Regions from separate parts of the Homo sapiens genome. Here region 1 is linked to region 2. The links are chromatin contacts, found by Hi-C or POLR2A ChIA-PET in ENCODE. All regions are on one chromosome and are shown on one strand. The core of a region is the stretch at or near the end of the contact, and the rest is flanking DNA. Distances in the headings are between cores, read along the strand shown. Region 1 holds the start of RNASEH1-DT (RNASEH1 divergent transcript). Region 2 overlaps LOC107985840 (a long non-coding RNA gene).

Evidence for each region. Hi-C counts contacts between places; a loop is a spot of excess contacts on that map. ChIA-PET counts read pairs that join two places held with the same protein, here RNA polymerase II (POLR2A). Pooled maps may share reads with other maps.
Region 1: a map of OCI-LY7 shows a loop between it and region 2 (5-fold over the local background). The contact joins the promoter of RNASEH1-DT here to the enhancer-like site in region 2. A Hi-C loop is called at or near these places in 1 of 168 maps with a recorded cell type or tissue (OCI-LY7), 1 of 37 single-sample maps with no recorded cell type and 3 of 50 pooled maps. POLR2A ChIA-PET finds 5 or more read pairs at or near these places in 1 of 52 experiments (H1).

What each region holds. Positions count from the first base shown.
Region 1 is chr2:3,556,742-3,560,075 of GRCh38, forward strand. It overlaps RNASEH1-DT (RNASEH1 divergent transcript), which reads left to right and starts at 1,645. Exons shown (of 3, transcript NR_038429.1): 1 at 1,645-2,257; 2 at 2,707-2,988. It overlaps RNASEH1 (ribonuclease H1), which reads right to left and starts at 1,592. Exons shown (of 8, transcript NM_002936.6): 1 at 1,392-1,592; 2 at 48-163. The coding sequence starts at 1,519. RefSeq lists silencers at 1,254-1,353, 1,724-2,043 and an enhancer at 1,444-1,693.
Region 2 is chr2:3,149,568-3,152,967 of GRCh38, forward strand. The region is part of intron 2 of LOC107985840 (a long non-coding RNA gene); the gene reads right to left. Among named protein-coding and RNA genes, the nearest start is that of LINC01250, 25 kb to the left of the region's middle. RefSeq lists enhancers at 1,886-1,955, 1,966-2,225, 2,236-2,295. Within about 2 kb of position 2,029, at least 3 of the 41 ENCODE cell types and tissues checked have a DNase peak (open chromatin) inside an H3K27ac peak, as active enhancers do; they include OCI-LY7, where a contact is called at or near this core.

The sequences.
Region 1 (3,334 bases), core at 395-2,894, 410 kb after region 2:
AGCCTTTGAATAGGTTAAAATGTCACACTGATATGAGAGGTGACTACCTTCTGAAACTTCCGGGCTTGCAGATTTCCTGACAAAGGCCCAGGCCTCATCCTCTGTGGCAAACTTCTTAAATCTGGCAGCAGGAAACCGGTCCACCTGTGCTCTGCACTCATTCCTGGAAAAGATGTGCAATGTTATTTCCTTCTTCCTTCTCTAACTTATCCCCTTTTTTATTGAGATTCTTAAGGTTGGAAATACAGTTGTCCCTTGGTATCTGAGGGAGACTGATTCCAGGAAGTCCTCCACCCCATCACAGATACCAACATCAGAGGATGCTTAAGTCCTTTGCATAAAATGGTGTATTTGCAAATAACCCACACACATCTTCTTGCATGCTTTAAATCATCTCTAGTTTATAATACCTAATACAATCTATATAGTTGTATTGTCTTTTTATGCGTATTTTAAAACTGTATTCTATTTTAATTTTTTCCAAATATTTTTGATCTATGGTTAGCTGAAACTGAGGATGCAAACTGGATATAGAGGACCAATTTTTGCGTGAAAAGGGCAGAGTCGCACCTTATAGTTTTATCCTGCACGTCAGACTCTACACCTGTGTTCTACTGTATGCCAGCCAGCCAGCACACCAGCACCATAAGGCTTTCGTCAAACTCAAAGCATAACAAAATACTGCGGTCTTTGAAAAAAATATTAACCATTTCTTTACAACAAAAAGGTCAACTTCTGAGATGCTTCTTCCTCAATACTGTAGCTGCCGTGCATGGGGAAACACAGGTAACGAACTTTGGTATCTTGTAGTGGGAAGAGTTCTGGTGGTACAGTCAGAACAGCTGGGCTCAAGTCCTTTCTCTGTCAGTTACATGCCCTGGGAACTTCCTGACCCCAAGAACTATACCTGAAAGTGAGAATAATCCCTCTCACCTCCAAGGGTTGTTACAAGGATCCAACTGCAAATACTGGCTTATTAGAATTTGCCTTTTTTAAAAGGGAAGATTAGGTACTGAGTTCCAATCCCAATTTAGCTGGTACGGAAAGTCTTCTGGTAACGGGGGTTCGTTCTGATTACGTGTCACTTTTTGTTGCACTTTAACTGCAACAAAGATGGAGGATTAAACACAGGGTTTATTAGGCCACCCCTAACCTTTACGCGACGTTTCTGATATTTCAAACAAGTCTTCGGTGCGTTCCAGTCCCAGGCCATGAGCCTCCTGGAACCCCGCCGGCCGAGCAGGAAAACGAGGCGGTCCCCCGACCACCCACAGCCACAGCGCGCGGCACAGACTCGGACCGCCAGGCTCCCGCCGCCGGGGTTAGCCGGGCTCCGGCCTCCCTCGACCCCGATGCCGGCAGGGAGGCGCCTCGGCGGGCGGGCCACTCACCAGGTCAGAAAGACCCCGGTCTTGCGGCCCCTCCTCACGGCATAGAACATCCCGAACCCGCGAGAGCCGCGGCGGCAGGGCAAGGCGGCCAAGGCGACTCTGTGGGCCAGGAACAGAAGCCAGCTCATCGCTCACTCCCGGCACCGGGAAGCATTTCGACTCCCGGCCCAGCGTGGGCGCGAGCCGCCGGCGCTCAACACCGCACTTCCGTCACCGGCGCGGGAAGATGACGCACGTCTGGGCGGAGTCCTGATGAGGGCCGGGGCCTAGGGAGGGGCGGTGTCGTAGGGCGGAGCCCGGAGCTCGGCCCCTGACGAGCCCGAACTCGTCAACTTCCTGTCGGTACTTGAAGAAGCGGAGCCAGGGCTGAGATCCCGAAGGCGGGCGAGGTCTGGGATGGGGCGGGGCCTATGGGAGCGGGGCTGAAGCCCTGGGCCCGGCAGAGGAAGGTCGAGATGGACCATGTTGGGCCCCTTCTCTCCCCGCCCCCAGGCCGCAGTTCGGGGGCCACGCCCCGGCGTGCTCGGGTCACCGCGGGAAGCCCTTGAACCCCCTGGCGCCCGGCACCCACGTGCGGTAACCGCGGCTCCTCGAGAGCTCCAGGGATGCGGATCTACAGTAAGGGCTGTGGCCAGATGAATGAATGCACATTTTTTAGTGGGCAGAAAGATGTTAGAATTCATGAATTAGAATAAGCACAAAGGAGGGCGAGAGGGGAGGCCGTGGAAGCCGCATTCCTCCCCTTGCCTTGGGCGCCCACCCCCGAAGGGGCGCGTCCCCTCCCTGCTCCACTGCACGTGGGTGTTTAACCAGGGGATATCCAGTGCCTCAAGCACCACGACCCGGGAGAAAACTGAGTTGAGAAGGTAACTTTTAGAATTCTCCCCATTTGACCTTTTGCTCTGTAAGCAAATCAAGTAATTTTAAAAGTGTTCATGGGTTGGAGGGGCGTGGTGGCTTACGCCTGTAATCTCAGCACTTTGGGAGGCCAAGGCGGGTGGATCACCAGGTCAGGAGATCGAGACCATCCTGGCCAATATGATGAAACCCTGTCTCTACTAAAAATACAAAAATTAGCCGGGCGTGGTCGCCTGCGCCTGTAATCCCAGCTACTCAGGAGGCTGAAGCAGGAGAGGCGCTCGAACTCGAGAGGTGGAGGTTGCATCTGGGCGACAGAGCGTGATTCCGTCTCAAAAAAAAAAAAAAAGTCTCCATTGGCAAACATTGTTATTCGAATTATTTTTAAACCACTTTTCTTTAATTTTCTTAAGGTCTTCTAACAAGCCTTTTGCACACCTGCCATGTATTTTGTCAGGCCTTGGGGATGAAGGTGAGAAATTCGAGAATCCCCGGAGATAACACATCAGCAAATAGTGCGCAGGCAGAACAAGCTGTTGGAGGTGAGAGACACAGAGCAGAGAAGCACCCGCACCTGGAGAGTCAGGAGGGCCTCACATCAGAACGCCTGAGCAAATACAGTTTTGAAGGATACTAATTTTTTAAAAAGTTCATTCACATGAGTTAGACAAAGAGAAAGAAGCAGGACATTCTAGGAAGAAGGAACGGCCCAGGCAAAAGCGACGCGTACATTGGCGTGGTAAGTTGTGTTCCTCTGTGAAATCGAAGAACATCTTTTTTTTTTTTTTTTTTTTTTTTTAAACAGAGTCTTGCTGTGTCGCCCAGGCTGGAGTGCAGTGGCACGATGCACGATTGGGGCTCACTGCAACCTCCACCTCCCGGGTTCAAGCATTTCTCCTGCCTCAGCCTCCCAAGTAGCTGGGATTACAGGCGCCCGCCATCACGCCTGGCTAATTTTTATGTATTTTTAGTAGAAACAGAGTTTCACCATGTTGGCCCGGCTGGTTGCGAACTCCTGACCTCAAGTGATCCGCCTGCCTCAGCCTCCCAAAGTGCTAGGATTACAGGCATTAGCCACTGTGCCT
Region 2 (3,400 bases), core at 779-3,278:
ATGCCCAGTCCCTCAGGGTGTCTACCCATAGCCAGCATGTGGTCTTTCCAGAGATGCCTGACCTGGGCACACCTGGGCTTGGGGGAACCCTGACCCCTGACAGCCTGGGCGATGCCCCAGCAGCTGAGATGACAGCACACAGAGCCTTTTCTGCAACAGAACTTGGGGCTCGAGTGTACTCAAGGTGCTGACTCCTGGACGTTCCTGCCAAGGGGGTCCTGGAGATGGCTCGAGTGGCCAAGAGCTCAGGGCCAGCTGTCTACTCAAGGCACAGGCCCCAGAAGGTTGCCTGGGACAGTTTCCCGCAGACCTGGCCATTGCCATCTTAGTGACTGGGCAAGGACTTCGGAGATGTTTTTATTCAAATATTAGGTTGTCCAAGTAAAACAAATCTGCATTTCTTTTCTCTGAGGGATCCAGTGAGGTGGTTTCACTTTGACTTTTATTAAGCGATCTGTAAACATGAGTTTGGCTGATTTAGCTGACCTGCAGGAAAACGTTCCTCACCACTTCCAACCCTCCCACTCCATCCCAGCAATATGCTACAAAACGCTCAAAAACAGGTCCACTTAAACCTCACAAAATCAGATCAGTGTCGGGGCCTGGAGGGGAGTAGGGACAATGTGTGTGAAAGTGAAAAGCCATAGTTGGAAACTCTTCTCAAAGGACTATAATTTTAGTATTTTCAAGGGCAGACTACGATCCATAAGGACTAATGTGAGAATGTCCTGACCGGGTGCAGTGGCTCATGCTTGTAACTCCAGTGATTTGGGAGGCCAAGGTGGGAAGATGGCTTGAGCCAGGAGTTCAAAACCAGCCTGGGCAACATAGCGAGACTCCATCTCTACAAGAAAAAATTAAATAAAAATTTTAAATATTAGCTGGGCATGGTGGTGCGCGCCTGTAGTCCCAGCTACTTGGGAGGCTGAGGCAGGAGGATCAATTGAGTCCAGGAATTTGAGGCTGCAGTGAGTGATGACCATACAACTGCATTTTAGCCTGGGTGGCAGAACAAGACCCTCACTCTAAAAAGATTTTTCTTTCTTTTTTTTTTTTTGAAAAAAGAGCATCGTGGATCATCGTGGCAGATGGGAGTCAGGACTAGATTGCAGCTCCGACTCAGATGGATTGAGCAGTGTGTGGAGGCTCACATCATTAAGTTTAGATCCAGAACAAACCAGGAATCCCAAGAGGACCCACCGACCCTCTGAAGGAAGCAGACAGCTGCAGGACCTGGGAGACACCCCAAATACTGTGAGTGCCCCAACAGTGGAAATGGGAAAGGAAGATCCTCCGCCCCCGAGCACACACCCCCACTGGGGAAACTGAAGGTCTAGTTTTCGAGAGAAGTTTCCAACCTTACCTGGAGTTGAGTCAATTTAGAGAGCAGAGCGAAATACAGGGGTAGAGGAAGCAGCGGGAAAGGCCCTGGGAGCTCGCTGGGTCCCCAAGCAGCCCATTCCTACGTGGCAACACAAGGATCTTTTGGCAGGGTGACCGGAGGTGCAGGGCGGGGGAAATGCAACAGGGAGAAGGAATTCTCCAGCCGAACTTTGTAACAATTTGAACCAGGCGAGAAGCCTCCTGGCCAGAACTCAGGGGAGGGTGAGAGCTGGTGTATAGACTCCACAGGCGGGGGAAGAATGAAAGCCCTAATTGCTTTTGCAGCTAGGGGGTGGTGGGTAGCCTGGGGCGAGTTCTCAGCCCTGCTCGCCCACTGCCTGGAAACAGACTCGGTGCTGTTAGTGGGGCCACAGTGGGAGTGAGACCAGCCCTTCAGACTGCATGGGAGTTGGATGAGGCCTGTAACTGCTGGCTCTCTCCTACTTCCCTGACAACCTCCATGACTCAGCAGAGGCAGCCATAATCCTCCTAGATTCACCACTCCATTGACCTGGGAACCTCACCCCCATCCCCCAAAGCAACCACAGCAAGACCCAACCAAGGAGAGTCTGAGCTCAGACATGCCTAGCCCTGCCCCCACCTGATGGGCCTTCCCTATCCACTCTGGTACCTGAAGACAAAGAGCATATACTCTTGGGAGTTCTGGGGCCCTGCCCACCACCTGTTCCTCCCCATACTACCACAGCTGATGCTCTCTGGAAAGCACCACCTCCCATCAGGAGGCCAACCAGCACAAAAATAGAACATTAAACCACCAAAGCTAAGAACCCTCACAGAGCCCTTTTCACCCCCCTGCCACCTCCACCAGAACAGGTGCTGGTATCCACGGCTGAGAGACCCACAGATGGTTCACATCACAGGACACTGTGCAGACAACCCCCACTGCCAGCTTGAAGCCGGGTAGATGTGCTGGGTGGTTAGACCCAGAAGAGAGTTAATAATCACAGCATCTCGCCTCACAGGAAGCCACATCCATAGGAAAAGGCGGAGAGTACTAACTACATCAAAGAAACACCCCATGGGACAAAAGAATCTGAATAACAGCCTTGAGCCCTAGACCTTCCCTCTGATAGAGACTACCCAAATGAGAAGGAACCAGAAAACCAGCTCTGGTAATATGACAAAACAAGGCTCTTTAACACCCCCCCAAAAATCACACTAACTCACCAGCAATGGATCCAAACCAAGAAGAAATCCCTGATTCACCTGAAAAAGAATTCAGGAGGTTAGTTATTCAGCTAATCAGAGAGGGACCAGAGAAAGGCGAAGTCCAATGCAAGGAAATCCAAAAAATGATACAAGAAGTGAAGTCCATAGTCACCAAAACAGCATGGTACTGGTGTAAAGTAGGCACATAGACCAAAGGAACAGAATAGAGAATCCAGAAATAAACCCAAATACTTAACAGCCAACTGATCTTCGACAAAGCAATCAAAAACACAAAGTGGGGAAAGGACACCCTTTTCAACAAATGGTTCTGGGATAATTGACAAACCACATGTAGGAGAATGAAACTGGATCCTCATCTCTCATCTTATACAAAAATCAACTCAAGATGGATTAAAGAATTAAACCTAAGACCAGAAACTATAAGGACTCTAGAAGATAACATTGGAAAAACTCTTCTAGACATTGGCTTGGGCAAGGATTTCATGACCAAGAACCAAAGGGCAAATGCAAAAAAAAACAAAGACAAATAGCTGGGGCCTAATTAAACTAAAGAGCTTTTGCACAGCAAAAGGAACAGTCAGCAGAGTAAACAGACAACCCACAGAGTGGGAGAAAATCTTCACAATCTATACATCTGACAAAGGACTAATATCCAGAATCTACAACGAACTCAAACAAATCAGTAAGAAAAAACAAACAATCCCATCAGAAAGTGGGCTAAGAACATGAATAGACACTTCTGAAAAGAAGATATACAAATGGCCAACAAACATGAAAAAATGGTCAGCATCACTATTTATCAGGGAAATGCAAATCAAAACCACAA